Regions from separate parts of the Homo sapiens genome. Here region 1 is linked to region 2. Evidence: chromatin loops called from intact Hi-C (ENCODE). Cell type or tissue: PC-9. All regions are shown on one strand. Each heading gives the region's core, and the rest is flanking DNA. Links, peaks and the distances in the headings are about the cores only.

Region 1 (16,894 bases), core at 4,804-12,803, 79 kb after region 2:
CCCCATCTCTACTAGAAATACAGAAATTAGCTGGGCTTGGTTGCACACCCCTCTAATCCCAGCTACTTGGGAGGCTGAGGCACAAGAATTGCTTGAACCTGGGAGGTGGAGGTTGGAGTGTCCCGAGATGACGCCACTGCACTCCAGCCTGGGTGACAGAGCGAGACTTCATCTCAAAATACATAAAAAAAATAAATAAAAATGCCTTACTATTCTTATTTATCAATGGAATTATTTGAACAAGTATAGAGGACAGGCAGCTGGAGATCTCTTATTGTTACAACTGTGACAATATTATCCTGCTGAGCTCTTTGGTTGTGAGTGAAATGCTGCCCCTTATTCTGTTTAATTCATGAAACGCTTACTGAATGTATGCTATGAGCTAACAGACGCTGTGTCAGGCAGGAGACTGGGGCTACTTTAGTTCACAAATTTTACTATGAAAACCTTCAAGCATACAGAAAAATTGAAAGAATAATACAGGGAAACCTCAGATACCTCCATCTGTGTTGCAGTTACTAACATTTTGCCATGTTTGCTCTCACCATATGTACGTTGGTAAACTCAGTGAGCATAAATTGCAGACGTTATAACACTTTACCTTCAATATTTATCTTCTAAGAACAAAAATAATTTTTACATAAGCATAATACCACTATACTTGTGAATGTCAGTTTTGTGTGTCAGCTTGGCTACACCACGGTCCTGTTATTCAAACACTAATTTAGGTGGACTTTAATCACGTCTAATCTGTAGGGGTAATTTAAGTCCATAGTCACTAGATTTTAAGGGAGATTATCCTAGATAATCTATCCCAGATAATCTGAGTGGGCCCGATTCACTCAGTTGAAAGGCATAAGAACAGAGCTAAGACTTCCTGAAAGAACAAGAAATTCCACCTGTAGACAGCAGCTTCACCCTGTGCCCAAGAGTTCCAGCCTACCCTTCATGACAGCCAGCCCTGTGGATTTCACACTTGCCTAGCCAGCCCCCATAATCACATATACCAATTCCTTGTAATATATTTCCTTATTCTCCTACTTGTTCTGTTTCTCTGATTAAAACGTGATTGATACAATACCTATGAAAATTAACATTATGCCAATAGTATCTTCCTTTATTGATTATTTTTAATCTGAGGTCATGGGATGGGCTTCAAGGATTGGAAAAAGCCTGAAACTGTATACAGCATTTGAAATGTTTGTACGTTTTGTAAATTTTCCTGGAGGAAAATCTAGTTTTCATCAAATCCTCAGAATGTGCATTACCTCCTAAATGATCAAGAGCCACTGCATTAAATTCATCTTCCTAGTTCCATGAACCTCACAACAGTGATAACAGAAAAAGGCCAACTGACTTTAAGGGAGGACTGGGTGAATCCCTGGGACAGGAATCTGATGGTGGTGGGGGAAACAGCCAGCCACCCTGCAGTGGTTCCAGAATTTCATTCTCGTTAGTTCATAGTGACACAGGTATTTACAATATATTGCCAATCTCTTAAAGACAAGGACAGAGGGAATAAGTCCCTGCGAGTTTCATTGTTAGTGGCTCCAAGCACAAAGCCACTTAAATTTAGCCATCCTTATGGAGGTAAAGAAGTACAGTAAGGTTTTGCATTTAATCTTGATGACCTCATATTTTAAATAAATACTTGGCATCAAAGGCTGAAGAAGAATCATTTGGCCTATATCCGTCTTCCCAAGATTAAAATGTAAAAGGCAGTGAAATGCCTGTTATCCAGAGTGGGAAGAAGGAGAGCAGCTGTTGGCTGACCAAGTTAGAAGGTGCCAATTAATATTAGTCAAGACTTCAGAGAGAAGAAAAATCTTTTTAAAGTTTTTTTTTTAACAAAAATAGTACATTCTCAAGGAATGATATTTTTTCCTATTTTGAATTCTATTAAATCTCTGTAAGAGGTCAGCTTTATAAATGCAGGCATTCCTCCTATTTACAAAAATCTTACTTGTAAGCAGCCATATTGTATTCCCTTCTTGTCACACATCAGGTACTCACTGCCCATGACAAGGCAGAAAAGGGCAAAGCAGAATCCTGCTGGAAGTGTTCCCCTCTCTTAGTGGGGATCAGGGGGCAAGTGTCCTTCCCTGTGGTGGCTAAACTCAGCCCAGCCCCTGAACTAATCCTTGTCTGAGCAGAAATAGCCAGCAGCTCCAGGAACATTGTCATATGGGGCCTGTTGGTCACAGGGGCATAAAGCTAATGTCCAGTATCACCAGGATTTGCCCTGTGCCCAGGGGTAACCTCCTAGCTGTTTTCTTCTTCCAGTGAGCTGGCCAGTTCCACAGCTCAGCTTCTGCCTTTTGTTTCCTTACTTATGACTTGATTTCCTACCTGTGACTGCAACCTTCTTCCAAATACCTAAGTTAATTCCACAAAAAGTGATAGTAGAGTGTTTGAACTAAGAAGGAAACCCCATTCCAGAATTTGACATACATTTATTTACACCAGTCTTCATGATCAGCATTAGGGAAGAGTTAGTGAGTTTCCTGAATTCTCAGATCGAAGGTTTAATGTTATAGCAGTTCACCTGGACTGCTCTAATGTACGGCCCTGGTCTCTGCCACAAGATGGTGCCTTGTTGCTGCATCCTTCAGAGTCGACAAATGCTGTGTCCTCACATGGTAGAAGGGCAGAGGGCAAAAAAGGGGCCTAGCATTCTCTCCAGCTTGTTTACAAGGTCATGAATCCCATGAGGGCAGAGCCCTGATGACTTAATCATCTCCTAAAGGCCCCACGTCTTTTTTTTTTTTATGGGTATGTAGTAAGTACATACATTTATGTGGGGTATGTGTGATGTTTTGATACAGACATATAATATGTAATAATCACATAAGGGTAATTGGGGTATCCATCACCCCAAGCATTTATCATTTCTTTGTGTTAGGAACATTTCAATTATACTATTTTAGTTATTTTAAATATACAATACATTATTATTGAGTGTACTCACCCTGTAGTGCTCTCAAATATAAGGCCCTACCTCTTACCACTGTCATATTGGAGATCAAGTTTCAACATGGATTTTAAAGAGAACACAAACATTCAAACTATAGCAGGGGCTGATGGAAAAAATGTTAAGACTGCTAAGAGGAATTAAAAGATCCTTCAGGATCAAGATGCCTCAGTGCCATCTCTTCCTGCTTTGCCACTGAATAAGCCGAGAGTTGTAACTCAACAGTAAAAAGAGAAATAAATAAGAGAAATTTAAAAGATGGTTAAAAGTTATAAAAAGACAAAAAACTATAATAAATTGGACAGGGGAAACAAAAATAAAAGCTATGAGAGAGAATGAGATGAAATAAATATAAGCAAGCTAATGCTAGGAACTGAATGTGTTTCTCTCAAATTCATGTGTTGAAAACCCAATTATCACTGTGATAATATTAGGAGGTGGGGCCTTTGGGAATTGAAATGATCATGAGGGCAGAGCATTCATGAATGGGATCAGTATCATAAAAAAGGCCCAGACAGCTGGCTTTGCACTTCTATCATCTATGAAGCAGGAAGCAGGCTCTCATCGACACTGAATCTGCTGGCACCTTGATCTTGGACTTCCAGCCTCCAGAATGGCAAGAAATACATTTCTGTTATTTATAAGCCAGCTAGTCTATGGTACTTTGTGACAGAAGCCCAAAGGGACTAAGACAACTAAGAAAAATGTGGACATGAGCTAAAAGTGAGTAGCACAAAATTTTAAAAACAAGTCATGATTATGAAGACACAAACAGAGTAAGAGGGCTCATATATTTAAAAGATAATACCATAAAAGAAGCTACAAAAATAGCTTAAGTAAAATTGGGCCTCCATGCTCCCACCTTAGAGTCACAGTGTGGAATTGTATCCGGAAGAAACTCAAGTTTGCTTCCAGATAAAATAAGAAAAAAAACAGAGGTCTTTTCAATGGGTCTTGTGAGAAGGCAAGATCAGGGGAATTACAGTGCATGCACAGAAGGACTATTCTCCAAAAGCCCTCCTTGGATGTTTGTCCTCACCGGAGTCCTGCTTCTGAGCAGCTGTCAGAGATTTCATCACCTTCTTCTCCACATGGTTCCCTGCCCACCACGCTGCTTTCCCACTCCTCCCTCTCCGAGGTATACTGCTCATGCGCTGACTCCTTCCAAAAGCCATACAGCCTTACAAGTGACTGTCTTCCCTCTGGGACCTGTCCCATGTCTCCTATTCTGGTGACTTTTCTCCAAGATGCAATACTCCCTCAATCTGGAATTCTAGTGAATTAAATTCCCTTTATAAAATGTAAATGACATCATAAAAATATAGTATTTAAGAGGCGAAGAGTAAGGAAATTACCCCTAAAGAATATTTTAAAGTGAAATGGCAGAGTAGTGGAGGTTAAAGCTTTAACACTAGCCATCAAGGTCCTGGCACCTCTGGCTGGCTATCTACAGGCTATACCAAGCTCAGACTTAGGGAAATATGGAGAGAGCAGGAGAGGCCTGAGAGTTGTAATTGGTCATTATCTCAATACGAACTGACCAGGCAAAGCAACTACTAAAAAAGGAAAAATTTAAAAAGATGATGTGTAGTTACACTCATATGGCAAATAGGGATCATCACCTGTGCCAGCTCCAATTGACCAGTCGTGGCTACCTGGAGTGTAATGTGGAGTATCATGAGGTCACATGTGAACCCAGCAAAAGGAGCGCCAGGATCAATTAGCAATGCCAGCTGTGGGTGTAGGAGTGAGGAGAGGCACAGGGCATGCAGTGCCTCCTGGCCCTGGGCCTGGAAGCTGGCTCTCAGGAGGAAAGCAGTGTCTTATCGGATACAGTCAGGTTCAGAAAGTCATCAGCGGAAAGGCTTGCAGGAGCCAAGCAGGTACCATGAAAGAACAAAGCAGCCCCAGGGGAAGGGGTTGCCTCTGTGTGTGGAGGGCACATGGCTAGTAGAATATTTTTGGCAGAAAGTGATAGAAAAACCCAAGTCAACTGGTTTGAATAATATAGAACTGCATTATTTTACCTAATAAGTCTTTGAGAGAGGCAGGATGAGCCAGATGTGCTGTGGTGAAGGTTCTAGCTCTATTTCCCACTCTTCTTTCAATTTTCCCCTCCTCCATGTGAACAGCCCATCACTACCATCTGATAGTAACTGATTTAGGAACATAGGCTTAAACCATCAGTAGCTGGTATTCCCAGGGCTGGTCTAGGGATGGGCGTATGATCCAATTTGGCCTAATCAGACTTCAGGGAATGCCTTATTTCATGGGTGGAGGAGAGGTTTTCTTTTCCTTCCTGTGGATGTAAACAAGAACACTTATTGCCCCAGTCACTGCTGCCCATCATCTTGCAACCATAGGGGTAAGTCAGCTTGAGGACGCTCCATGTGGAGGAGAGGAAAGCTGAAAGAGGAGTGGGAAATAGAGCTAGACCCCTCACTGAAGCACATCTGGCTCCCCCTGTCTCTCCAAGTGCAACATGTGCTATGATCAAGATGTGTTCCATCTAGAGGCTCTAGGAAAAGATTTGTTTTATTTCCTTTCTCAGCTTCTAAAGGCCCTCTGCATTCCTTAGCTTGTGGCCTCTTTCTCCATCTTCAGAGCTGGCAATGTTGCAACTCTGAACATTCTTTCATAATCACATCTCCTTCTGACTACAACTGGGAAAGGATTTCTTCTTTTAAAGATCCATGTGATTAGATTGAACTCACACCAATAATGAATACTGTCCCTATCTCAAAGCCCTTAACCAAATCACATCTGCAAAGTTCCTTTGCCAGTAAGATAATGTATTCACAAATTTCAGAGACTTAGGACTTAGACAGCTTTGGGCGGGTGTTATTCTGCCTACCATACCACCTCATAGTTCCTTCAGGCTCAGATCCACACTTTGTAGTTATATATTTCCAAACTCTAGATAGAGGTCAAGAAAGTCAGGAAAAAAGCATTTCCACAAGAATAAAAAGAAAAAAACTAAGTGGATTCAGCAATGTGTTCCATTTGATGGGTAACAGTCTCTCCCTGGATTAAATAATAACTGTTGAAAAGGTCCTACAGGCTAATGTTAGCTAAAAGAGGGCTGAACAAAGCCCAAATTAAACTGCGTAAATTCCCTGAGGTCTCTGGAGAGTTTTCTGTATAAAAGGAAGGTCACAGGTGATATTGTATTTCTTATAACCCCAAGGACACAATAACTTTTATGTCAAACTGGAAATGAAATAAAATGCTGGCTTCTGAAAATTCATCAGATCAAGGAGAACATCTTGACTGGACAATGAGAAAATTTATAACTCTTCAGTCACCTCCTCGATCCTTTTAACTCTGGGGATTGCCATTGAATAGCTAACTCAGTCATGGAAATTAACTTATCCAGTCAAAAGGAAATTGTCTGCCTAAGGATGAACACAGAGGATCTGGCTACAACTAAAAACTCTTGCTCTCCTAGCTTGGCTACTCAATAGAAAAGGAAAGGGAAGTGTGAAAACATCAAATAGAAGAAGCAGTAATGAATTTTGCCAGCTACCTTTTTTTTCAATAGTGAGCAGTGCCGAGAATGAACATAAGGAATCAGTGCTCAGCAGACCTGGATTGTAGCCCCGCTGGGACATTAACTAGTTGTTAAGACTTTGGTCAAATGCCTTAACCTTCTGGGGACCATGTTTCCTTGTCCTTTTTTAAAAAATTTTAAAAATATTGACATGCATTTTTTAAGATGCATTAAAGAAAAAATTCATAATACTTCCACCACATAACACACACATATGCACACACACACACACACACACACACACACCCCTACTTCCTCTTATTCCACCCTCCAAGGGTGGAACGTCTAGTGAGTATCCCCTCGATACCTTTCTCCATGCTCGCATGCAAGCAGATATTCCTAAAGAGTTTGAATTTTTTGTTCTTACAAAAACTGAATCATACTATGTTTAAGACTCCACAATTTCTTTTTTTTTTTCATTCAACTTACTATGGTGATCCTCTAGAACAATTCATATAGATCTAATTCATTCCTACACACTAATTTAAATTGGAATTATGAATATACCAAATTACATTTATACCAAAATATATCCTATTGAAGTACAGTTCAGTTGTATCTCAATTTTGTTTTGTTTTGCTACTAAAAAATGTGCAAAAATCATCTCAATTACGTATTTCTATGTTCTACAGCTTTCATATCTGAAAAATATACTCCTCAAAATGAGATTTGGGGCAAAAAATATTTTTAAAAATTTTAATAAATATTACTATACTATCTCCCCAAGAGCAGTAATAATTTTCAGTCCTACCTTCAGTATATGAGAAGGCCTGTTTTCCCTCTATTAGCACTGTATGTCATTAATCTTTTTAGTTTTTGCCACTTGATAAGGAAAAAATGGTATCTTGTGTTGTTTAATTTGCAATTTTGAATGCTAGTAAGGTTGTTCATCTCATTTCTTAGTAAACTTTAGTTGCTAATTTAGGTTTTTACTCTGTACAGACACTATTCTTATGAGAAAAATGGAGGCATATTTTGGACTAAATCTCTAGCAAAATCACCGTAACTGTTATCTGGAATACCAGTTTAGCCAGAAACCAATCAGTACCTGAAAGCAGTCTGTAGCTTGGCTGTTGTATAACACCTCAACCCCATTTTAAGGAAGATCTTCAAAAAACTTCTGGAGAAGTCTAAATTGCAAACGATGATCACCACCACAGAGGCAGGAGTAATGGATGCCAAGTTCAACATAAACTTGTCTTTGACACCAAGGCATTGCCAAACCAGGAATGATGGCAAAGCTAATAGTGACTTCCTGAAGCACTTGGTTGAGAAGCATTCCGAGGCTGATCAGGGCTCAGCAGAAAAAGAGATGGAGTAGCAATGTGCGTTGGGTGCATACGAATATAAAGGAGCAATATCTCAGGTGAGAGCCCTGATATTGTCCCCAATTGGAATTGATACCTGGGCTCAAAGGTGCCCGGAGCTCTTTGATCTGGGTAGGAGGAAAGACTCATTCCCCATCCCTGCCATCACCTCCTCCTGAGACCACACAGGACCAGGGGTGTCCTCCTCTCTCTTCCCCAGACCTCCCATTCTTTGACTCTGTTTCATTTTATCCAGAATTCATCTGAATAAAAACGTTATTGAAAACGGAGAGAATACAGAAATTTTCTACACCCTAAATCCACTAGGAATGGACAGACAGGGCTGGTAAGGGAGAAATTAAATGACATTTGAAAATCTACAGACAAGAGAAATTGTAGGCAAAATGACAGACATAAAATCTCTGGCTCTCTTCAGAGAATTAGCATTCAAATCACAAAAGACAAAACAAAACAAACAAAAAGCTCTCAGTGCCAAAGCTTAGAATGCCTGCATTTCAGCTCCATCCAGGAATGGTGCACATTTTCTCTCCCAAAATGTGAGTTGGCCAGGCACTTCTCCGCCGCCTCACGCCTCCCCGTGACTGCGCTTCCTTTATCAGGACGTCGCCTGACCCCTAGTGGTGGCACCGCCTGCAGCTGCACCAGATAAGCTTGTCAAAATTCTAATTTGCTGACAGGTAGCAGCATTTCCTTAGAAAAACTAATGTTTGTACATTACCACAGTAGAAAATGGGTCTCTGACTTTAAGAAGATCTTCAGAAAGGTAAACTGCAGAGAAATTAACAGAGATGCCTAAACACCAAAGAACACAGCAATCTTTGTCATATGACAGCAATACATGACATTTTTCCTGGATCAGTAACAGCCTCGATCTCCCAGGCTCAAATGATCCTCCTGCCTCTGCCTCCTGAGTAGCTGAGACTACAGGTGTGCGCCTCCACCACAAACAGCTAATTTTTTTATTTTTTATCTTTTTTGTACAGACAGAGGTCTCCCTATGTTGCCCAGGCTGGTCTTGAACTCCTGGGCTCAAGCAATCCTCCTGACTCAGCCTCCCAAAGTGCTGGGATTACAGATATGAACCACTGCACCCAGCCAGGCCTATCTTTAAAAATGAGTAAAAATCCTCTGGTCCTGCTCAAATTTTTCTTTTTTATTATTTTTTTTTTTAAAAAAAAAAGGAGTAAAGAATTGCATCCAAGATAAGGAAGTCTCCACGTGTCTACACATTCATCCAAACCCACCTTGCTCAAGACTTCATGAAGTAGAAAAGCCTAGAAACTAGACATTCACAGTCCTATAAAATTCATGTGCCTTAAACTGATGCCATGAAAATTAGTTCTAAATGATGGCCAAAGGCAATAGGGAAAAAATGCATTTGTGAAATATTTTAGTTTATTTCATGAAGCATTAAGTAATGTATGAAAAGAAGTTGAAACTGAGACAAATGATCTTAAATGAGCCACAATCTTGGTCTATCCAGAATTTGCCTGCAAACCCCACCCTGCCCTTGTCAGAATGACTCAGACTTGGGTTGACTGAGCTTCCAAGGTGAAAGTCTCAGAAGCCACAGTTGAAGGAATCTAGGGTTGGCAAGGTTTCCCAGGTCCCCCTCCCACATGCCCCAAACTGGTCTCAGGTCCAGTTTGCTCTCAAAAGTAGGGTAACTCCTACTTTTTTTCTTTGAGATGGAATCTCTGTCTGTTGCCAGGCTGGAATGCAATGGCATGATCTTGGCTCACTGCAACCTCCCCCTCTCAGGTTTAAGCAATTCTCCTGCCTCAGCCTCCTGAGTAGCTGGGATTACAGATGCATGCCACTGCGCCCAACTAGTTTTTCTAGTTTTAGTAGAGATGGGGTTTCACCATGTTGGCCAGGATGGTCTCAATCTCTTGACCTCGTGATCTGCCTGCCTCGGCCTCCCAAAGTGCTGGGATTACAGGTATGAGCCACTGCGCCCGGCTGACCCCTACTTTTAAAAAGGGCAAAAGATCTGAACAGACACCTCACCAAAGAAAGTATACAGATGACAAATAAATACAGTGGTCCCACCTCAACTACGGAACATATGTTCCAAGACCCCCAGTGGATATCTGAAGCCACGGATAGTATGGAACCCTATTATACTATGTTTTTTCTATCTAATAATCAACATAGCTCCAAAGTGACTAATGGGCGGGTGGTATATACGATGTGAAGACACTGGACGAAGGGATGATTCACATCTTGGGTGGGACAGAGCAGGACAGAATGAGATTTTGTCACACTACTCAGGACAACACGCAATTTAAAACTTATGAATTGTTTATTTCTGGAATTTTTCACTTAATATTTTCAGACTTTGGTCAACTATGGGTAACTGAGGCTGCAGAAAGTGAAACTGTGGATAAGGGGGAAACTACTGCTTATGAAAAGATGTTCCACATCATTTGCCATTAGGGAACTGCAACGTAATAAATAAAAGTTGTATTGGTCAACTTTATTGGACAATCAATATTCATGAGCCTATACTGATATAAATAAATGATTGAATAAATAAATAAATTTGGAAGAATAGACAAATCTCCCATGCAGAATAAATTCCAAATAATTTATTACATAGATGCTTCTCGTTAGAGAAGTAGAGCACAGCTTCCCACTCCTTAAGTGTGGGCTGTAACATAGTGACTTCCTTTCAAAGTGTAGAGTGTAAAAAAGGCAGGGGGCAGTGAAGGGGAGAGTAATATTAGGCGGGGCACAGTGGCTGACGACTGTAATCCCAACACTTTGGGAGGCCGAGGTGGGTAGATAGCTTGAGCTCAGGAGTTTAAGACCAGCCCGGGCAACACAGAGAAACCTTGTCTCTACCAAAAATACAAAAATTAGCCAGGCTTGGTGGCGTATGCCTGTGGTCCCGGCTACTCGGGAGGCTGAGAGAGGAGGATTGCTGGAGCCCGGGAAGTCAAGGCTGCAGTGAGTCAAGATCATGCCACTGGACTCTAGCCTGAGTGACAGACTGATACCCTGTCTCAAAAAAAAAAAAAAAAAAAAAAGTAACGTTACAATGGAGAAACCTAACAAACATTAATCAGCCATGTGATCAAGGCTAACATTAGCAATGATAAGCATGGTGATACCTTACTCTGTGGTCTTCCTCTCCAAAACCAATAACCCCAGTCTAATCATGAGAAAAACATCAGACAAATTCCAACTGAGGGACATTCTGCAAAATACCTGACCAGTTCTACTCAAAACTGTCAGGGTCATCAAAAACAAGGAAGGTCTAAGACACTGTCATGGCCAAGAGGAGCCTAAGGAAACATTACAACTAATTATAATGTGGTATCCTTGATGGAATCCTGGAACAGAAAAAGGACATTGCATAAAAACTAAGAAAACCTGAATAAAGTATGGACATAAGTTAATAATAATGTGTTAATATTGGTTTATTAATTGTGACAAACGTACCATACTAATGTAAGATACTAATAATAGGAGAAGCTAGGTGTGGAGTACATGGAAACTCTCTATTGTATCTTTGCACTTTTTCTGTAAATCAAAAACTATTCTACAATTAAAAGTTTATTTAAAAGTAGGATGAGTAACTTCCTGATTTGCCCAGGATGTTCTGGGTTTTGGCACTGACAGTCTGGCATCCCAGGAAACCCTTCAGTCAAGGCAAAACAGGATGGCTGGTCATCCTATGATATTCAGTCCCCCTCTACCAACAGAGATCCCTGGGAGACACTAAGAATGTATTAATAAACTATCCTAGCTTTCCCTTTCTGTGATTTTGATTATTTGTTGCCTAATTTATTTCAGGCCTAGAGCATTTGCCATTGCCATTTCCCATAACTGACCTAAAAACAGCTAGGCACAAAAAGTGGGTATTTCATTGTAGTGGAAATATCCATGAGGAGAAAAGAAAACTTTCTCAGACATAATCAAGATAGCACCTCAACATTTTCCATACGAATAGTCCTGTAGCGTGACAAAGCATGAGTAATTCATAGAAACATGGTTATGACAGCTTTGATGCGTCCTTACAGCATGAGGCATTACAGGATTTCAGCAATGAATCAACTGCGTACACAAAACAAGTCAGCTCTACTATCTGACATCCTATGGGAAACTGAGGCACAATAAGGCCAAAGCTGACTTGGGGATGGTTCAACTGGACAACTGCCCAGGACGCTGATCCATAATGCTAAACTGCCACAAAAGCACTAAAATGTTGGTGGAAACATAAGGTAGGGAAAAAAATAATTTTTCATACTCCTCCTAGGGAGGTCAATGAACATGGCTGAAAGGAATACAAATGTTACTCAACTCTAAATCTTTCCTAGACAGAAACAAAGCTACACATGAGAGGACAACCATCCCACAGATGGTGTGGCAGTGGCTTGTCTAACAAATGCCTAGTTGGACTTATACACAAATGTTCTTAGGAACTACCTTTCAAACTTAGACTATCTGTAAATAAGGAAGCATCTGTAATTGATAAGCCACCAGGTTGACAGGGTGTGGAAACACCCACTCCCCATCCCCCAGCCAGGCAGCAAACTCCAGAGGTGGTCCTGTGAAGTGCCTTCTCAAGAAGTGTGAGTTCAATTAACCCAAGGCCTTTAACTATACTGAGATGGCTATGAAGGTCTGGGACTATAGGGTCCTTCTACTCTGCCCCTCCTGCACACAGAACTCAATGCTTCCTCCAAATAAACCCAGAATAAATTTCAAACACACATAGGTTTGAAGGATAGACAAATTATTCACCTGCCAGAGGCATCCACTAGTTAGATCCATTCCAGGCCAAGGAGGGCACTGTGTTGAGGGCAAAGGGCTAAGGCTTTAAGGATCCTGGGCTTAAATCCAGCCTGAGGTACTTACAAATTATTTAACTTTCAGTAGAATCTTGACCTCTGGGTTCCCAAATTTCCCATCTGTAAAAATAAGAATAATTTTATTCATCAGATTCTTTTCTATTGTGTTTGTTAAGCAATTGCAATGGTCTGGCTGATAGTTGGATGTGCATTCCCTCCATAGCTTGCATTACTCAAGAAGACTGACAGCATATTCCTCAAATCTGTAGCAAGATGTCCCTGCTGACCAGCACCCTCCTACTCTCTGCAGACCTCTCCTTATTCTGAGAGAGAAAGGGAGCAGCCACAAGGCAGCTCCACCAGCCCCTGTTGTCACATTAACCAGCCTCCCTGCATCTGTACCTGGTCTTCCACATGCCCTCCTTCTGGACGAGGTCTATCTCTCTTGACCAGTGCTGTGGGGCCCTCAACTCTGACCTTCTCAGCAATGGGGATCCACTGATTATCCCCTCCCAGTGAAACAGTGAATCTGCCCCTTGCCCATCAGACTATAGGCTTGCCCAAGGGTCTCATGTTAAAAATAAATAAATAAAATTCTTCCTCAGCCCCTCTCTGGGTTCTGCTCTGTATATCAATCTTTCTACCTAGCTAAACTTCGTGGAAGCCATGTCTATCCCACCATTGCCAATTCTTCACCTCCTGTCCTTCAACCCCAGCAGTCTGACTTCCAAACTACTACTCCCCTGAAAGTGCTCTCCAAGGTGACTTTTGTCTTAGTCTGCTTGGGCTACTGTAACAAAATACCATAGACTTAAATAACAGACTTTAATTTTTCACAATTCTGGAGGCTGGAAAGTCCAAGGTCAAGGTGTTGGCCTATTCAGTGTCTGGTGAGGTCTCTCTTCCTGGCTTGCAGACAGCTGCCTTCTCCCTGTGTCCTCAACATGGCAGAGAGAGAACTCTGGCCTCTCTTTCTCTTCTTATAAGGACACTAATCCTATCATGGGGACTCTGCCCTCATGACCTCATCTAAACCAAATTATCTCCCAAAAGCCCCACCTCCAAATACTATCACATTGGGGGTTAGGGCTTCGACATATAAATTTAAATTTAGCGGGGGTTGGGGGGTGGCATAAACAATCAGTTCATAGCACTGGCCTTGCTCTCCCTGGCCCCTCAGCCTCTGACACCCTTGATTACTCCCTTCCCTGGGTTCCCATGGCCTGGGGGATCTGGATTTCCCCCTACCTCTCTGACTGGCCCTGAAATGATGGCCCTTCTCAGAATTCAGTCCTAGGCTCTCCTTTCTTTTCTACCCAGGCACTGTGGATGATCCCATCCTCTCTCAATTATGTCTATACACCAAGGATGTCAAAGTTCTAACTTCAGGCCCTCCTGCAGACCCCTATATCCCACTGTCTATGAGTATCTCCACTTAAGGAGAATTAGTTAGAATTAGTTAAATTAATAGGCAAGCTATTAATTTGTCTGAGGCATTATATTAGTTTGCTAGGGCTATCATAACACAATACCAGAGTCTGGGTGGTTTACGTAACAGAAATTTATTTTCTCACATTTCAGAGGTTAGAAATCCAAGATCAAGGTGTTGACAGGTTTGGTTTCTTCTGAGGCCTCTCTCCTTGGCTTGCAGATGGCTGCCTTCTGGATATGTGCTCAGTGGTCTTTGTTTTGTGTGCACACATCTCTGATGTCTCTCTGTGTGTCCAAATTTCCTCTACTCATAAGGATACCAGTCAGATTAGATTAGGGCTCACTCTAACAGCCTCATTTTATCTTAAACACCTCTTTAAAGGCCCTATCTCTAAATATAGTCACATTCTGAGGGATGAGAGTTAGGCTTCAACATATGAATTTGAGAGGACATAATTCAGCCCACAACAAGCATCTACTTGGCATGTCAACTTCAGATGTGTGTGTGAGTCCCAAAGGCACTTCAGCATTAATATGTCCATGATCATCTCCTTCCTCACTCTCAGACCTTATCCTCTGCCTTTGGGCCCTTCCCAGGGTATGGCACCCATGTGGCTTACCACTTCCCATGGTCAATCCATCACAGGCATACCATGCCTCTGAAATATGATCATTTATCTCCATCCCCTCCGCAACAAACTTGGTCAAAGCCACCATCCAATCTCCTCTGGGTTAGCACAAGGGCCTCCTAATTTGTCTCTCTTCCTGGGTCTTGCCCACCTCCAACCCATTCTCCATGTGGCAGTCAGAGTGAACCTTCTCAAACGCAATTCTGGTCCATGTTAAAATCTTGCTTAAACTTTTCAGCAGCTCCCCACTGCCCTTAGAATAAAGCAGGCACTCTTCAGTAAGGCTTACAAGGACCTCCTTCAACTAGCCCTGCTTACCCCCACAACTCTGAATTTCTTTTCAATACTTTAAATGCACCACTTTCTTCTGTCTGGGGCCTTTCTATGTGCTCTTTGCACTTACTGAGATGCTCTTTGCCCTTCCCCCCACTCTTACTTTCTATTCAATTCTTAGTTTAACCATCATTTCCCCCAAGACGTCCTCCCTGATCTTCCCACTAATGGGATCAGGTGCCTCACTTTGTACTGCACTGAATGTTTAATTATGTGTCTCCTTCATTATGGATCAAAAGAACAGGAAACATGTCTGTGTTGCTCTTCCCCCAGTGCATAGCAATGTGTCTAAAATATAACTATTGAATGAAAGAATGCGTGATGCAGTATAGAATATGGCAAAAAATAATGGACTCAGTAAGAGATGACCTAGGTCTTTGTCTCAACTCTGCCATTAACCAGCTACATTACAACGTCTGTAGGCCAAGATGAAAATAAGATTGGGCTAGAGGCTATCTCTCAAATTCTCTCTTGATTCTAAATGACTATAATTCTTCATCTCCAATCCCAGGTAAAATACACTGTGCCTGCATATGGAAGGAAGAGATCTTTGACTGCTATTGATTTGGACAAAATGCCAATAGCTTGATGAAAATATAAGAGGCCCAGAAAAGGCCAGTAGAAGACGGAAGTAATAAAAAAGACTGCTCGGTGATACTAAAAGTCTTATAAATCAAGATGATTACATAAATCTTTCTTGACAACAACCCAAAGACAAAACAAAGACAACCAAATGTAAGGACTTTTAGCCTCCACTCCCCATCCTGTGTTTCTCTCTTCTGCTCTGTCACCCTCCCTACCCAAACTCGGAGACTCCCATTCTTAATAAGGTGAGTGTAGAGTAGTGGTGGGATGGGGAGGGTCTGTTAGATTAAGATGATTATGGATCAAGTCCCCAAACTTCCTCTTAGCTTGAGGGGGATCATAGTCTATTCCAAAAAGGAAAACAAAATTTGTTCAAGTAATAAAAACTCCTCTCTGGTTTGCAAGAACCAGGATGGGGAGAGGCTGGTGAATAAATTTAATTGAGAAGCCACATCTAGGCCTTGGAGAGAGTAAGAGCTGGGTGCAGCTTCAAGCTGAGGGCCACCCACCACCCCCATTGTGGTAAGAACCTTGCTTCCACTCCCTGACCCATCCAAGTCTAAAATATCTCACTATCTAGGTTGGCTTCATATTAGATATCTCTTGGAATTAATTTATATGCCAACAATGGCACTCAGGATTTACATACAAAACCCATCTCGTAGCTGTGGAAAACTAGTCAGACAGGCCTGTGTCCAAATCCCAGCTCTGCTGTTCGTGGGCTTGGAGATGTTCATCAAGCGATTGTTCTCCTGCACCTCAGTTGCTTTGTCTGTAAAGCAGTCACAGAGCAGATGGCCCAAATCCTCTACAGCTGTATGGGGCAAGGACGATTCCTGCCTTCCAAAGGTGGTTCCTCCAGGTGCTGAAGGGCCCGGCCATTGCTCTCGCGTCCCTCCGGGCTCTCTGCTGTTCCCTGCCTAGGAGTTGCCACGCTCATGGCTAAGAAAGCACCAGCGACCACCCACAAGGGTCGGGGGATCGGTTCTGCTCGTACTACACGTACACCCACCTCCTGGCCACCTCTCGGTGCTTCAAGCAGAACTCCATAGAGCTCATGTTCTCCTGAATCCTGCGGGTCTTCCACCAGGGGGACCCTGCCCTGTCTCTGAACTCTGGAGAGCTGGTGCTGCTGGGCAACCTGAGCCACGACGCCGTCTTCAACAACCACTGCAAGGCCCTCCTGGGCAACGGATGCCTGACAATGCTGGCCGGGCTGCTGACGGCCTGCGCCAGCACTGTCTTCCTTTCACTTCGAGGCCACCGAG
Region 2 (15,334 bases), core at 1-8,000:
CAGTAGCCACAAGGAGACATTCTTTTTATTAGCAGTATGTTTGTTTCTTTTCTTCAATGCTGGATATAAATACACAAACAGACAAACTGAGAAAAATTCTGATTTCTACATAAAATTATATATAAAAATAAAATCTCTTGTGTCATTATTCAAAGGGGAAAACAATTCTTTTTAGAATATACTCTTTCCCTGTCCTGTTAAATGCCTATGTTCTTTCTGAAGAGATACACAGAGTAAACACATATTCCTTCTAAAAGAAGTACACGAGAATAATGTAGACACCGCCAGCCACCCCGCTAATCTGCCACCTCACAGACTTAGGGCACTGTATTCACAATCCCAAGGTTAGTTTCCAAAGAACAATCTTTCTGCATTCATTCAAATTCATTTATTAAATGCATTTGCATTTGGCTCAAAGAATAATGTTTTAACTTAAGGACCATGTAGGAAATGAAACTTCAAGGTGAATAATAAATTATGTCAGAAGAGAAAGGCAATTAGGCTTGAATTGCGGATTATAGTATCTTTATCATTGGTGTTTTCACTGGGGATTTTAAATACACTGGACAAATAAGTGGATCCCTACAGACTTTGGGCTTATGTGGTCTTAATCTTACTTACATTGTGCTTTTCCTGAGGTGCGGGCCTGTTTTTTGTTTTATGGACACTACATTGTTTCTTACTGAATGTCTCTTTTGGAGTTGACTGCTTAGAGCTGAATTAAAAAACACACCAGTGCATTAGTAAGGAACTGCTCAGCTGCAAGTAAGAGATCTCACGAAAAGTCGCAAACAATAAAGATATTCCTTTTAACAAGAGCTGTCTAGCTAGGGGATCCATGACTCAGATCATCATGGTTCATCCTCTGAGTCTGAGAACAGGGCACTTGATATTAGAACAAAATCAGGGTTTTGTAGAAGGAAGAAAAGCAGGATGACTGTCGGGTAGTGTATCGGTCCTTACAAAAGCCAACTTTTAAATTGACCTCATTCTTGTATCCATTTTATGTTCCTTCCCTTATTCCTCCTTTGAATTTTTAATTTGTTTATAATTTATGTTAGTTTGCCATATTTTATATGGTATTGTAATTTGGGTTAAATTATTCCTGGAACAAGTCTATAAATAAGTAAAATAATGGAGGAAAGATTAAGTACCTACGTTTTAGATGTAAAAGTATAATTTTGATATATAAAACTATTAATTACTTTGTATATCAATGTTCAGTGAAAATAAGTTATTTTATCTTATAAACAGGGTACCCGGTAATACTTGATTTTTTTCTTCAGAGTGGAGACATGTTATTTAAAAATAACTGGAAGTGGCTGGGCGCGGTGGCTCACGCCTGTAATCCCAGCACTTTGGAAGGCCGAGGTGGGCGGATCACGAGGTCAGGAGATCGAGACCATCCTGGCTAACACGGTGAAACCCCATCTCTACTAAAAATACAAAAAATTAGCCAGGCGAGGTGGCGGGCACCTGTAGTCCCAGTTACTCAAAAGGCTGAGGCAGGAGAATGGCGTGAACCCAGGAGGCGGAGCCTGCAGTGAGCCGAGATCACGCCACTGCACTCCAACCTGGGCGACAGCGAGACTCCGTCTCAAAAAAAATAAAATAAAATAAAATAAAAAAATAAAAATAACTGGAAGTTTCTCAGAGCCATTAGTTCACTTTTAAACTTTGTTTTGAGAAAAATGACTTTTTTTTCAGCTTCTCAAATACAAAGCAGAAGAAAGCTGTTTGCTTGAAGACGGGGATATTAATTTTTCTGACTAGTCATCTAAACTGACTGTGTCTTTAGTGGGAATGAACCCTTGAGGCGATGGCAACTATTTTCCTCTTTCAAATATCAACTTAGACTGGAACATTCCCCCGAATTATTGTTTGCTCTTAGACAAGATGTGTGAATCATTTTTCCAAGAACATTCTCACCAATGTCACAAGACCCGTAGGAGCAGGCCAGGTTGGGGGAGGCCTAAGATTCCCTTCACTTCACACTGTGGAAATAACCCTGAATAGCAACTGGCTGAGACTGGACCTGAGCTGTCCAGGCTGTGGGCACTCTTCAGCCACACCTGGGCCTGCATTTTCTGTTAATGGTTGTAATTCCCTTGTCAGGGCCTTAGAGACATAATCATTCATTCATTCATTCATTCAATGTTTTTTATTTTATTTTTATTTTTATTTTTGAGATGGAGTCTCACTCTGTCGCCCAGGCTGGAGTGCACTGGTGTGACCTTGGCTCACTGTAACCTCCACCTCCCGGGTTCAAGCGATTCTTGTGCCTCAGCCTCCCAAGTAGCTGGGACTACAGGTGCACACAACCACTCTGGCTAATTTGTTTGTATTTTTTGGTAGAAATTGGGTTTCACCATGTTGGCCAGGCTGGTCTTTAACTCATGACCTCAAGTGATCTGCCCGCTTGGCCTCCCGAAGTGCTGGGATTCAGGCATGAGCTACCATGCCTGGCCATTCAATGTTTTTTAACATGCCCTATGTGCCAGGCACTATGCTTGATGCTGGGGAAAATCAGCACAGCGAGCAAAATCAGATGTGGCACACCCTCTTTTCTTATGAAACTTAGGCTCTTCTGAGGAGATGGCAATTAATCAAAAAGCACTTTAATAAAGATAAACTTGAAAACTAAGGGAAGAGATTTTGGGTGCGTCAATCTTATAATAAAGAACTGAAAGAAAAGGAAAAGGCATGTCTGAGGAAGAGATGGTTAGCTGAAGTAAGAAGGCTGCATAGAGATAACAGGGTAAGGGGAAGAAGGGCAAGCAGATGTGAAGCCCTGTGGTGAATGCGCCTGAGGAACAGAAAAGCCTGTGGGGCTAAAGAGTGGTTGTGAAGCAGCTGGAGCAAAAGGTGGGGCCACCGCAAGGCAGTGTAGACTATAAGGTGTGAGAAACCTTGGAAAGGTTTTAAGTGGCCTGGTAAGATTTGCATTTTGAACACATGCCTCAGAGTAGAACATGGATTGGAGAGAGCCCCAAGTGCATGCAGAGACCAGTTAGGCATGCGGAGACTAGTTAGTTAGGCAGTGGTGTGGACAAGAGATGGTCAGAACAGAATGGAGGCAATTAAAGTAGACTGAAGTGGGCCTCTCAGGAGACACCTCTTGGTAGGTAAAATGGAGAAGGCTGAAATAGGTTGCATGGGGAGGGAGATGAGGAAGAAAGAAAGAAGGATCAAGGATGACTTCTAGGTTTCTGATTTGATAACTGGATGGAAGGTTGTACCTTCACAGAACTTGGAAACACTCAAAACATACCAGATTTTGAGGGCAAGAAATCACACATCTAGTCTTAGACATGAAACATTCAAGTGGAAAGGTAGATTAATGGATCAGAAATAAGGATCTGGAAATCAATGGAGAGGTTTGGACCAGAGAAATAAATACACCTGGGAGTCACTAAGGGTAAGTAACATGGTGGCCTGGGGTAAGACTGCCCAAGGAGAGTATGAAGCAAGAAGATAGCTGGGCCTAATGCTGAGCCCTTAGGAATTCTCGTGTCAGCAGTCAGGCAGTGTGCGAAGAGCCTGGAAAGCAGGCGCAGAAGAAATAGCCAGAGACAGAGGAGAAAAATGAGAATTGAACTGTGTCTAGAAACCATGCCCTGTAGGTAAGGGCAGGCATTTCTTCCATCAATCATCGTGGGAACAGGAAGGAGGACGCCTAAGGAGAGGGAAGAAAGGCTCTCCCCACCCTAATGCTGCTGCCAGAGCTGGGAGCCTTGCACAGGGCCTGGACCAACATTTAGGGAACACAGCCAAGTGACAGAGAACGGCAAGTTGTCAGAAGTCCAAGGGGCTTCTTAAAGCAGAGACACGATCAGGAGAAGTAACATTTTAGGTTTTCCTGCATTGTAATTCCTTTGTGTTTAAATTAAGATGTTAAACATTCTAGCCTGATATTCCCTGTGCTTTGTTTGGGAAATTAAGAGAGGGATCTGCTTCACATGTAGAGACACTTTCTAACACCTGGAGAAGCCAGTCTTGTGAAGGAAAGAGGTCTCCTGAGAAGCCCAGAGCAATAGAACAGGATAGAATGATGAGCTAAGGTGTGAGGAAAATGACGCCAGCAAAAAAGCGCAACAGAGAAAACCAAATCAGATTCAAGATGGCGGCAAGAAAAGCCCAGTCTCAAAAAAAAAAAAAAAAGGGAAAAAGAAGGGCTGGGCGCAGTGGCTCACACCTGTAATCCCAGCACTTTGGGAGGCTGAGGCGGGTGGATCATGAGGTCAGGAGTTCCAGACCAGCCTGGCCAAGATGGTGAAACCCCGTATCTGCTAAAAATACAAAAATTAGCCAGGCGTGGTGGTGGGCACCTGTAATCCCAGCTACTCGGGAGGCTGAGGCAGAGAATTGCTTGAACCCGGGAGGCGGAGGTTGCAGTGAGCCCAGAACGCACCACTGCACTCCAGCCTGGGCGACAGAGTGAGACTCCGTCTCGGAAAAAAAAAAAAAAAGAAAAAAGAAAAGCCCAGTCTCAGAGGATGCAATTCTAGGTGAGTTCGGAACTTAAGTGAGGAATTAAGATAAATCCATTTCCATCAGGCTTGATATTTATACAAAAATGCTTCCCGTAATCTGATGAAGATAAGTGGTAAATGCACTGAAAAAAACATATTTCGGCAAAAAAACAAAAAGTATTATTATGGGTTGTCAGGGGCTATCTGAATAAATGATACTTTTAGTCAATGACTATGTTAAAATCAACCAGAGAGGATCTAGTCTGAATGAATTTAACCTGTTATTTTCAGAATAGCCAGTTTAACTTTAACTCTTCCGAATGTATTCCTATCCCCTCTCCTTCCAAGAAGGACTTGGGGTGGCTGATAACTGGTAAACTTTCTGGAGAACTTGTATTGTGTTTTCTCCTAGTGATTGAATCCAACAATGCGTGCGCGCGTGCGCGCGCGCGCACACACACACACACACACACACACACACACACACTTTTTATTACTGTCCACAAGGTGGTGCTATGAGAGTGACTTTTTAAATTTCATAACCACATAACTAAAAGTAAACGTGGGCAATTTAATCACATGCATATATATAGGCACACACGCCTACAAACCTAAAATATTTATACAGATTGATGTAATGGGTATTTAGTTTTGGTGATACTTAGGATTGGTGTCACTAAGCATAGTGTATAGGATTGCTCTGACCTAGGAGTCATCCCCTCTTCCACTCCAATGCAGCAGCAAAACCTGTAAGTGGTATTAATAGCTCTGAAATAGCTCCATTTGCACTGCTGTCTCCATGATACAGGTACCACTATCTCTCACCTGGACTATTACAATAGCCGTCCGACTGCTCTCCTCACCTTCTCTCTTGTCCCCTTCCAATCCCTTTTCCACACAGCACCACACAGCAATCAATTATCTTTTAAAAAAAAAATTGAATCTTGATTATCTTTAAAAAATTCAAGCCTGATGAATTATGTTAGAGTAATCCATATTATGATCATTTCTATGCACTTAGGACAAAAATGCCAAAATCTTCACATGATTTACAAGAGCCTGCAAGGTTTAGCCCCTGCTTCATATCCTGCCAGACTCCTCTCATGCCACTCTCCTCTCACCACCATGCTCCACCCAAACCAAGCTTGTTCCCACTTCGGGGGCTTTTTCCTGCTGTTCCCACTGCCCACAACAATCTTTACCCCCATCTCCTGCTTCAGAACAGCTTAAAAACCACTTCTTTAGTAGCACCATCTCTGACACCATCCCCCATCTAAATTAGGTCTCCTGGTTCATCTCTCTTAGCACCTTGTTCTTTTCCTTTATATCACTCATTGAGTGTTATGGTTTGGCTGTGTCCCCACCCAAATCTCATCATGAATTATAGCTCCCATAATCCCCACATGTTGTGGGAGGGACCCGGCGGGAGGTAATTGAATCATGGGGGTGGGTTTTCCCATGCTGTTCTCGTGATAGTGAATAAGTCTCACAAAATCTGATGGTTTTTTTGGTTTATTTTTTGAGATGGAGTTTCACTCTTGTTTCCCAGGCTGGAGTGCAAAGGCATGATCTTGGCTCACGGCAACCTCTGCCTCCCGGGTTCAAGCGATTCTCCTGCCTCAGCCTCCTGAGTAGCTGGGATTACAGGCATGTGCCACCACACCCGGCTAAGTTTGTATTTTTAGTTGAGTTGGGGTTTCTCCATGTTGGTCAGGCTGGTCTCGAACTCCTGACCTCAAGTGATCTGCCTGCCTCGGTCTCCCAAAGTGCTGGGATTACAGGCATGAGCCAATGCACCCAGCCAATCTGATGGTTTTACAAAGGGCACTTCTGCACACGCTGTCTTGCCTGCTACCACCACATAAGATGTGTCATTTCCCCTCCTTTGCCTTATGCCATGATTGTGAGACCTCCTCAGACACGTGTAACTGAATCCATTATACCTCTTTTTCTTTATAAATTACTCAGACTCAGGTATTTCTTCATAGTAGTATGAAAATGGACTAATACACCCAGGTTTACAATTACATCCTTATTTGTATGCTTATGTGTTAAATACCTAACTATCCACTAGTCTAGTGGTTCTTAAACTTTTTTATCTCAGGACCCCTTTATGCACCTAAAAATTAAGGACGTCAAAGTACTTTGGTTTATCTGGGTCACACCTGTTAATATTTATCCTATTAGAAATTAAAACTGAAAAATTGTTAAGTATTTATCTATTTATTTAAAATAACAACAAAACCTATTATATATTTACCTGAAATAGTATTTTATGGAAAACAATTATATTTTCCAAGAAAAAAATAGTAAAAAGAGTGGCATTATTTTACATTTCTGTACATTTGTTTAATGGCCAGCTTAATATGAGACAGCTGTATTCTCATATCTGCCTCTGCAGTCAATCTGCTGTGATACATTGTTTAGGCTGAAATATATGAAGAAAAGTTGACTTCACATATATATTTAGTTGAAAAAGGGAGGAAGAATTTTAATAGCTTTGTGGCTATTCTTCTTTGATACTACACCAAAACTCTACAAGGGGTAATGTATTAAGGGTTAGTCGCAAAGTAGAACCTGAAACTGTATCAGTGAACTTTTCAAATCTGTTTCATTAAAATCCATTGGTGTATCTTACACTTTGAATGGATCTTCCCCATGCATTAGTCATTTGAAGTATATTGATTCAATGTATTATGAAAATTAAATCATCATATTTTATAATATCAAAAAACTCACAGTAGTTACTATCACCACCAATCACATCAGAAAAGCCTTTAAGTATTGGGAAGCTATCATTAAAATATGTTACACAACAGGTAAATAAAAATAAACTTCTTTCTGGGAAAAAAATCACATTCTGGTGTTTCTTCTTCTTGTTCCTCAGTTATCTCACCCAGTGGGTTTGCAGATTTTTTACCAGCAAAATCTAGTTTTCACATGAAATTTCATGTGGAATCCCAACATGTACAACAGATACACACAAAGCTGATGTGGATAAAGCAGAGTCGGGGCCCATGGTTCTGCCCACTTTATCTCCTTTCTCACTCATGGTGCTGCCTCAGATGCCTTCCTTGAATCTGTGCCTCCCTACAGAAACTATTTTTGAAAACCCCTGATAGTCCTGCCTGTGGAATTAGACTTATTTGGTAGCAGAAACCCGATTTGAATTGGCTTAAACAAAAAGAACATTAGTTGACTCACATAATTGACAAGTTTGGAGGTAGTCCTGCCTTTCCACACAGATGGACTGAGGAGTTCCAACATTGTCATTGGGGCCTGGTCTCTCTTCTGTCTCTGTTCTGCAGTTTGTCTTTTTCTAAGGCGAGTATCCATTCCTACCAGCAAGATGGCCATGTCTACTAGCCAAATCCTACACTTTCATTCTCTCTTCTCAGACTTCCCTGCAGAAAAAGCAATTCTCCCCCAACTATATTACCAAGGCTCTGAGTCACATGGCCATGTCTGCATCCATTTCTGTGGCCAGGGAAACATAATGTTCTGTTTGGCCAGTCTGTAGTCACCTCAGCATCCTGGAACTGGGGATGGATTTAGCTTTATCCAAATCATATTAACTGAGAGAGCAGAAGCAACATTTCCTTAAGGATAATCAGTGTGTTGTTACAAGAAAAGTGACCGGATATTGGGCTGACAAGAATGTTCACTTCAGCTACCTGGACCTCTGTGCCCTGATTAAGCTCTCCTCCTGCCCTCCCACCCCATGAAATATTTGACCACACCTCAATGTGAACACTCCTAGTCCTGCTTTGATTTTCCATGCCCAGTACTTTGGAGTTACACATAGATGATGATGATGCCTGCAAGGCAGAGCTAAGGCTGAGGCAGAGCCTGGAGCAGGCAGCAGGCAAGTGAGAGTCTAGTTGCAAGAGCCAAGACCCGAATCCCAAACCAGAAGCAGGCTGTAAGAGGCACAGGAGCGCATGCAAACAGAGGGCTAGGAAGCCAGCCAGGTGGAAACCATAGAGATGTCTGAAGCCACACATAGAAGTTCCTGGATTTGTGGTGCTGCCCCAGCTGGCTTGCAGACCCACTTGCTTTAAGATTGCTTGCTCCTACTATAGAAAATACCACAGCCTCAGGATTAAAATCAGACTCTGATTTTCTTAGAAATGTATCACAGAGCAGGAAAAAAAAAAAAGGGGGGGGGAATGCTCACCAGGCAGTGGCTAGGTGTCCACACAACCCCAGTTCCCTAACCCATTAACATCTCTCACATGGATACAATTTTAGACCTGAATAGAACTTAACACTCTGATATTTGTCTTGAAATTCTTGATACGTATGGGGGTAGGAAGGGTTGCACAATCTAGTGAAAGTGAATAGAGAAGAAATATTGTGGTCATAAATTAGCACATGTTGAAAGGCTATTTGTACCTATTTAAACTACCTGAAAGTGTGTGAGGGTTTTCCATTGTTCCACATTATTGCCTGCATCTTCGCTATTCTGGTGGGTATATTGTATTACATTGTGATACAATACATTGTGGCTTCAATTTGCATTTCTCTGGTGACTAATAAATTTGAGCACCTTTTCATATGTTTTTGGTCATTTTGCTCTCTTCTTTGTGAAAGTGTTTGTTCAGGTCGTGTGCTTGTTTTTCTATTGGACTTTTTTTTTTCCCTGCAGTTTCAAGATTTAATAGAATGAAAACAGAGCTCCCATACAAAGGGAGGGGACCCAAAGAGGGTAGCCATTGCCAGCTCGAATGCCTGGGTTTATATCCTGATCATTGTCCCTCCTGCTGTGCTCTCAGGCAATAGATGATTGGCTATTTCTTTACCTCCTGTTTTTGCCTAATTAGCATTTTAGTGCGCTCCCTTTACTACCTGATTGGTCAGGTGTGAGCTAAGTTGCAAGCCCTGTGTTTAAAGGTGGATGCAGTCACCTTCCCAGCTAGGCTTAGGGATTCTTAGTCGACCTAGGAAATCCAGCTAGTCCTGTCTCTCAGTACCCCCTCTCAACAGGAAAACCCAAGTGCTGTTGGGGAGGTTGGCCAATGACCACTCTAACTGCTTCCTGCTGAATTGGGGTATAATAGGGGTTGTGCAGTTGAGATTTCCTTGGGAGGGGTGCCTTCGATGTCATTAACATTGGAGCATGGGCTAGCAAGCCGGTCCAGGGGTCTGCGGTAGATCTTAGTCATGGACTGCATCTGGGGCTCCATTTGAAGAACGATTTGTAGTTTTACAGCTTTGATTCTGGAAGAGTCAAACTTAACAAGGACGTTAAAGATACAGGGATTGAAATGTATGACCTGCAGTGCAGGGGATTATTTCTTTGGCACACTTTACAGGCCCTGACTATCTGCCTGATAGTTTTGAAAAGGCCTGGCCCGGTAAATAATGATTTGGCCATCTGATGGGTGCTATCAATGCCTAAGTAAAAGGTTTGGGGAAGGGTTTTAAGTAATCTCCATTGGTTAGCTGCAGGCAAAAGTATTTTTCCTTCTTTGGTGGCTAGCCATCCTGAGGGGAGGAAACTATGTGCTCCTGAGGTTCCCCATTCTATTTCTTCTTCTGAGTACTGGGGCTTGGTTTTCCAGAGGGGATTACCTCATACTAGGGGTCCTTCTATAAGCATTTTTAATGGAGGGTCCTGTCTTGTGGCTCTTGTTGCTTCAATATCCACTTGGCGGTTCCCTTCTATTTCCCTTTCCTTTTCTTTCTGATGACCCTGGCAGTGTAAGACTGTCACCTCTTTAGATTTCTGTACCACCAATAATAATCTCCTAATGGCTTCCTGATATTTGATAGATGTTCCCTCAGAAGTTAGGAATTCCCTTTCTTTCCATATTGTTGTATGGGCATGTAGGCAAGCATACGTAGAGTCTGTATATATATTTACCCTTTTTCCTTCTCCTAATTCTAGTGCCCAAGTGAGGGCTATTAGTTCTGCCAGCTGAGCACTAGTTCCTGGAGTGAGAGAATTACTTTCAAGTATTCCATTATCACTGACCACTGTATACCCCGCTTTTCGAAGTTCTTTTTCTACAAAGGAACTTCCATCAGTATACAAGTTGAGGTCTGGATCAGTCAAGGGAATCTCTAGAAGGTCCCCTCGAGTGGTGTAGGTTTGAGCAATTACTTGTTGACAGTTATGTTCTATCTTTTCTTCATTGTCTGGAAGAAATGTGGCTGGGTTAAGAGTTGCACAAGTGCACAGTTGCAGCACTGGCCTTTCAAGTAATAGAGCCTGATATTTAAGTAAATGGTTGTCTGACAGCCACAAGTCTCCTTTAGCAGTGAGTATGCCGTTCACATCATGAGATGTCCACACAGTAACATCTCTTCCCTGTATTATTTTAACTGCTTCAGATACTAAGACTGCTACTGCCACCACTACCCATAAACAATGAGGCCAACCTTTTGCCACTACATTGATTTCCTTACTCAGGTATGCCACAGGTTGCAAGCTCATCCCTCAGACCTGTGTAAGGACCCCTAGAGCTATTCCTGTTTTTTTCTGTGACATATAAAGAAAAGTCTTGCCCCATTGGCAAGCTTAACACTGTGGCTTGGGTTAGGACCTTCTTTAGGGCCTAGAAAGCCGATTCTGCTTCAGGTGTCCATCTTACTAAATGAGTATTGGCTTTCTGAGTTTCCTTAATTAGTGTATATAATGGCTTGGCTATTTTGCCATACCTGGGAATCCATATTCAGCAGAAGCCTGTTATGCCAAAGAACCCTCTTAGTCGCGTTAGGGTTTCGGGATGAGGATAAGCCAGTATAGGCTGGATACATTCCTCACTGAGGGCCCTGGTACCTTTGGATAATTTTAGCCCTAAGTATTTAACCTGCTGTGAGCAGAGCTGAGCCTTTGGTTTGGAAACCACAGGTGGCAAGGAAATTTAAGAGCGCTCGGGTGGCTTGATGGCACAAGGTTTCTGAACAGGCGGCTAAAAGTAAATCATCCATGTACTGAAGGACAAGAGTGTCCTGGTATGAGAACTGGCTCAAGTCTTGGGCTAATGCCTGGCCAAATAGATGGGGGCTATCCCTGAACCCTTGGGGTAAAACAGTCCAGGTGAGTTGAGATATTGGGTTCGAAGGATCTTCAAAGGCAAATAAGAATTGAGAGTCAAGATGCACAGGGATGCAGGAAAAGGCATCCTTAAGGTCCAGGACTGTAAACCACTCTGCTTCCTCTGGTATTTGGGAAAGCAGAGTATAAGGGTTAGGTACAGCTGGGTATAGAGGAACAATGGCCTCATTGATAATCCTGAGATCTTGCACTAACCTCCACTGTCCATTGGGTTTCTGTACTCCTAAAATTGGAGTATTGCAGGAGCTATTGCATGGTTTTACCAGGCCTTAGGCTTTTAGTTCCTTAACAATTTTTTGGAGTCCTTGTTGGGCCTCAGGTCTAAGGGGGTACTGCCTTGGTAGAGAAAGGAGGCAGAATCCTTTAGTTTAATTTGAATGGGATGGCCATTCTTTGCTCGTCCATATTTTCCTTCTGTTGCCCAGACTTCAGGATTAATTCCTTCCTCAAGCAGGGGACAACAAACGGGTGTTCCTTCTCCTATGTTCAGGTGTATAATGGCTCCTGCTTTTGCTAGAATGTCTCTCCTTAACAAGGTAGTGGGGCTTTTAGGCATAGTTAGAAAAGCATGTGAAAAGAGTAAAGTTCCCCAGTCACAACTTAGTGGCTGGGAGAAGTATCTAGTGACTGGCTGTCCTAGGACCCCTCAGATAGTGACAGATCTGGAGGACAGTTGTCCGGAACAGGAGAGTAAAACTGAGAAGGCCGCACCAGTGTCCAGGAGACAGTTAACCTCGTGGCCCTCAATGGTCAAGCATACCCGGGGCTCCGTGAGGGCGATGGCATGGGCTGGCGCTTGCCCCGGGCACCCTCAGTCCTGCTGCTGGATCATCTGGTTAGTGGCTTCTGACTCAGAGGACCTTCATTCCCTGGGGCAGTGGGCCTTCCAGTGATTCCCTTGACATAAGGGTCATGGACAAGGGGGTGGCTTATTTCTATTTGGACAATCTTTTTTAAAGTGTCCTTGTAGACTGCACTGGAAGCAAGCCCTATTAGGCATTTGATTTGCCCAGCTTTTCCCTTTTCCAGAGCCTCCAAAGTCTGCTTGCCTGAGGGCCATGACTGAAGTGGTGGCCTTTTTTTTTATCCCGTTTGTCCCATTCCGCCTGCTCCTCCTGATCTCTATTATAAAAAACCGAGGTTGCCAAGTTCAGTAGGGTTTCTAAGTTTTGTTCTGGGCCTAAGGCAAACTTTTGAAGTTTTTTTCTAATGTCTGCAGCTGACTGAGTGATAAACTTATCCTTTAAGATTAGTTGGCCTTCAACAGAGTCAGGTGACAGACAGGTATGCTTTCTCAATGCCTCCCTTAGTCTCTCCAGAAAGGCAGTAGGATTTTCTTCCTTTCCCTGTGTTATAGTGGACATCATTGAGTAATTCATAGGCTTCTTCCTAGTTTTCCTTAGTCCTTCTAGCACGCAAGTTAGCAAATGTCTGCGGCACCAATCTCCATGTTCTGATTTTGTGTCCCAATGAGAGTCTACACTGGGAACTGCCTGCGTGCCTGTGGGGAATCGTTCTCTTTCCTCTGTTGTCATCCTACCATTGACCTGACTGAGATACCAGAGAATGCCAATCTCTCGGGCTGCAGTTACAGCGGCACTTTTCTCATTTGGGTTAGTGTCTGATTTAGCAGTAACATTATATATCTCCATGTCAGATCAAAGGATTGTCCTAACCCTTGTAGAACATCAGTATAGACGTCAGGGTTATCTGAGAATTTACCTAGGTCTCTTTTAATTTGCTTCAAGTCTGAGAGAGAAAAAGTTACATTCATTCTGGCTGGGCTGAATTTTCCTCCTCCCACTGCTTGGAGGGGGCATAATTGGGGAATATTGGTACTCTTTGATTCATTGTTTACCCCTTTGTCTATCTCTTTTTGGACCGTTTGGGTTGAAGTGGGGGGTCCTTATTAGTTGGGGAAGGAGTCGAGGGGATGCTGGGGTAGGGAGGTAGAGTCTGAGGGCTTCCTGTGGGGCATAAATCACACTTTTTACATAATTGCGAGTTGTCTCTTAATGAAAAGAAAGTTTGTACATATGGCACTTCACTCCATTTGCCTTCTTTTCTACAAAGGAGGTCTAGCTGTAAGATGGTGTTATAATTCATACTTCCCTCAGGAGGCCAGGTTTCTCACTCTTGAAGAGGATATCATGGCCAGGCGGTACTGCAGAAGAATATAAGTCATTTCTTTCTTAGCGTCTGAGGGTCAAATTGGACCCAATTCTCCAGAATACATCTTAGGGGCGTTTTTGCCTTGTGGGGAAAAAGAACATAGGGATGCCAGCACCCCTAGTCATTTTCCGATGAGCATTAGTCATAGAGTGTCCTCTATGGTCCTAATGCTTATTCCTTTCCAGGGTGCGTAACCACCCATGGACCTCTGCTTATCGGATTATTTACACTCACTGATGTAGCAGTCCTGCACCCCTTTTCCCACCTTTCTTGACCGCAAAGAAAGGGGTCCAGGCTACTGGATTCTAGTGCTCCTTTAACAGCGTGCCCAACATTGCCTTTGTGCTCAGGGGTGAGTTCTAGAGCTGGGCTGGGTTCCTGAGTATTTCCTAACAAACCAGCTGCCCCATCAAGATGCACTCCCATAAACAACAGTTCTTATGCAAATTCGTTTCAGAGAGGGTGTAGGTAACCTTTTGAGTCAGGATTGAGATAGTCTTTTTGATTTTGTAAGTACTTTAAGGCTTGGCTGAGTGCAAACATTTCGAAAGTTTGAGTAGACCAATTATTAGGCAATTCTCCTAATTCTGCTTGCACAAGAGTCTCCCTATCAATTATTGAATACCCATTGTGGTTTTTTCCTCAATCATCTGGGAGGAACCATCTATCATCCTGTCCTGAAGGGAGCTCTTCCTAGGTCTGGTCAGACCTTTGTATGGTAATTAAGATTTAAATCACCTGTAAGGAAATCTGCTGGGTTAAGGGAATTATCAGTGGTTAGTGTTATATTACCTTTTTCTAACAGACTAACCCTATACTTTAAGATTTTTGAGTTAGTAAGCTACCTTTTTGCTTTTTTTGGCTTAGAATAATTCTGAACTGGTGAGGTGTGCTCACATGAGGTTTCCTCTAAAAGTTACTTTTCTACTTTCTTCTGTTAGCAAAGCAGTTGCCGCTACAGATTGAATGCATTTGGGCCAGGGCCATCTGCGGGTTACTGGGTTAAGGATTTGTCATAGGAAGGCTACGGGTTGTCAGTGGTCTCAGTATTTTCAAGCTATGCCTTTGTTTACACTGACAACAAGGTAGTGTTGGAGTGTTATAGGCTCATGGAGAAGACCTTCAATTATCAATTATAGGTTTTAAATTTACCCTGGCTTTTAAAGGAATAGGGCACACTTTTTTTTTTTTTTTTTTTTTTTTTTACTATTTCTATATTTCTCTCTCTTTGACTCCCTCTTTTTCTCTCTGTCTCTCTTCTCTGTCTCTCTCTCTCCTCTCTGTCTCTCTCTCTTAGCCATTACAAACTTGGGGCAGGTATACAGCCCATGTTGAGAGCTGTATACCTAAATTGGGAGGGACACCAGGGATAAGACTCCCTGGGTTTATAGCCTAGATGCCTAAGGACACAGTGTAGAGCTTCCTTAGATCCCTTTGGAGTTACAACTTGCTAGAGGAAAGGAAAGTCTGAACCATTAGTACCTAGGAGGCAGGGATCAGAGGAAGTAGATTCAGAGGTAAGGAGAATTTTGGGACTACACTTTCAAGAAAGTCATGGTCAGGACCCAGGAGGTATGGGTCAGAAGGAAAGGTAGGAGCGCCCGCATGGGCGACTGTTGAGTAGAGA

Evidence for each region. A loop is a pair of places that touch in the nucleus more often than their neighbours do. Peaks named below come from ENCODE experiments on the same cell type or tissue, not always from the same donor. Only the 100,000 strongest peaks of a DNase experiment are listed, where the experiment ranks them.
Region 1: a loop joins it to region 2, with 9 times the contacts of the local background. A loop is called at or near these places in 74 of 110 quality-filtered maps.

Annotation. Positions count from the first base shown.
Region 1 is chr3:150,779,527-150,796,420 of GRCh38, reverse strand. No RefSeq gene overlaps it. Among named protein-coding and RNA genes, the nearest start is that of SIAH2, 25 kb to the right of the region's middle. RefSeq lists a silencer at 8,358-8,417. In PC-9, for the core only: a CTCF peak has its summit at 8,442 (motif pointing left); a DNase peak (open chromatin) is centred at 9,500; H3K27ac peaks cover 1,157 bases.
Region 2 is chr3:150,855,119-150,870,452 of GRCh38, reverse strand. MINDY4B (MINDY family member 4B) reads left to right here. Exons shown (of 12, transcript NM_001351281.2): 12 at 1-77. Among named protein-coding and RNA genes, the nearest start is that of MINDY4B, 43 kb to the left of the region's middle. In PC-9, for the core only: CTCF peaks have their summits at 4,751 and 4,952 (motif pointing right); a DNase peak (open chromatin) is centred at 4,982.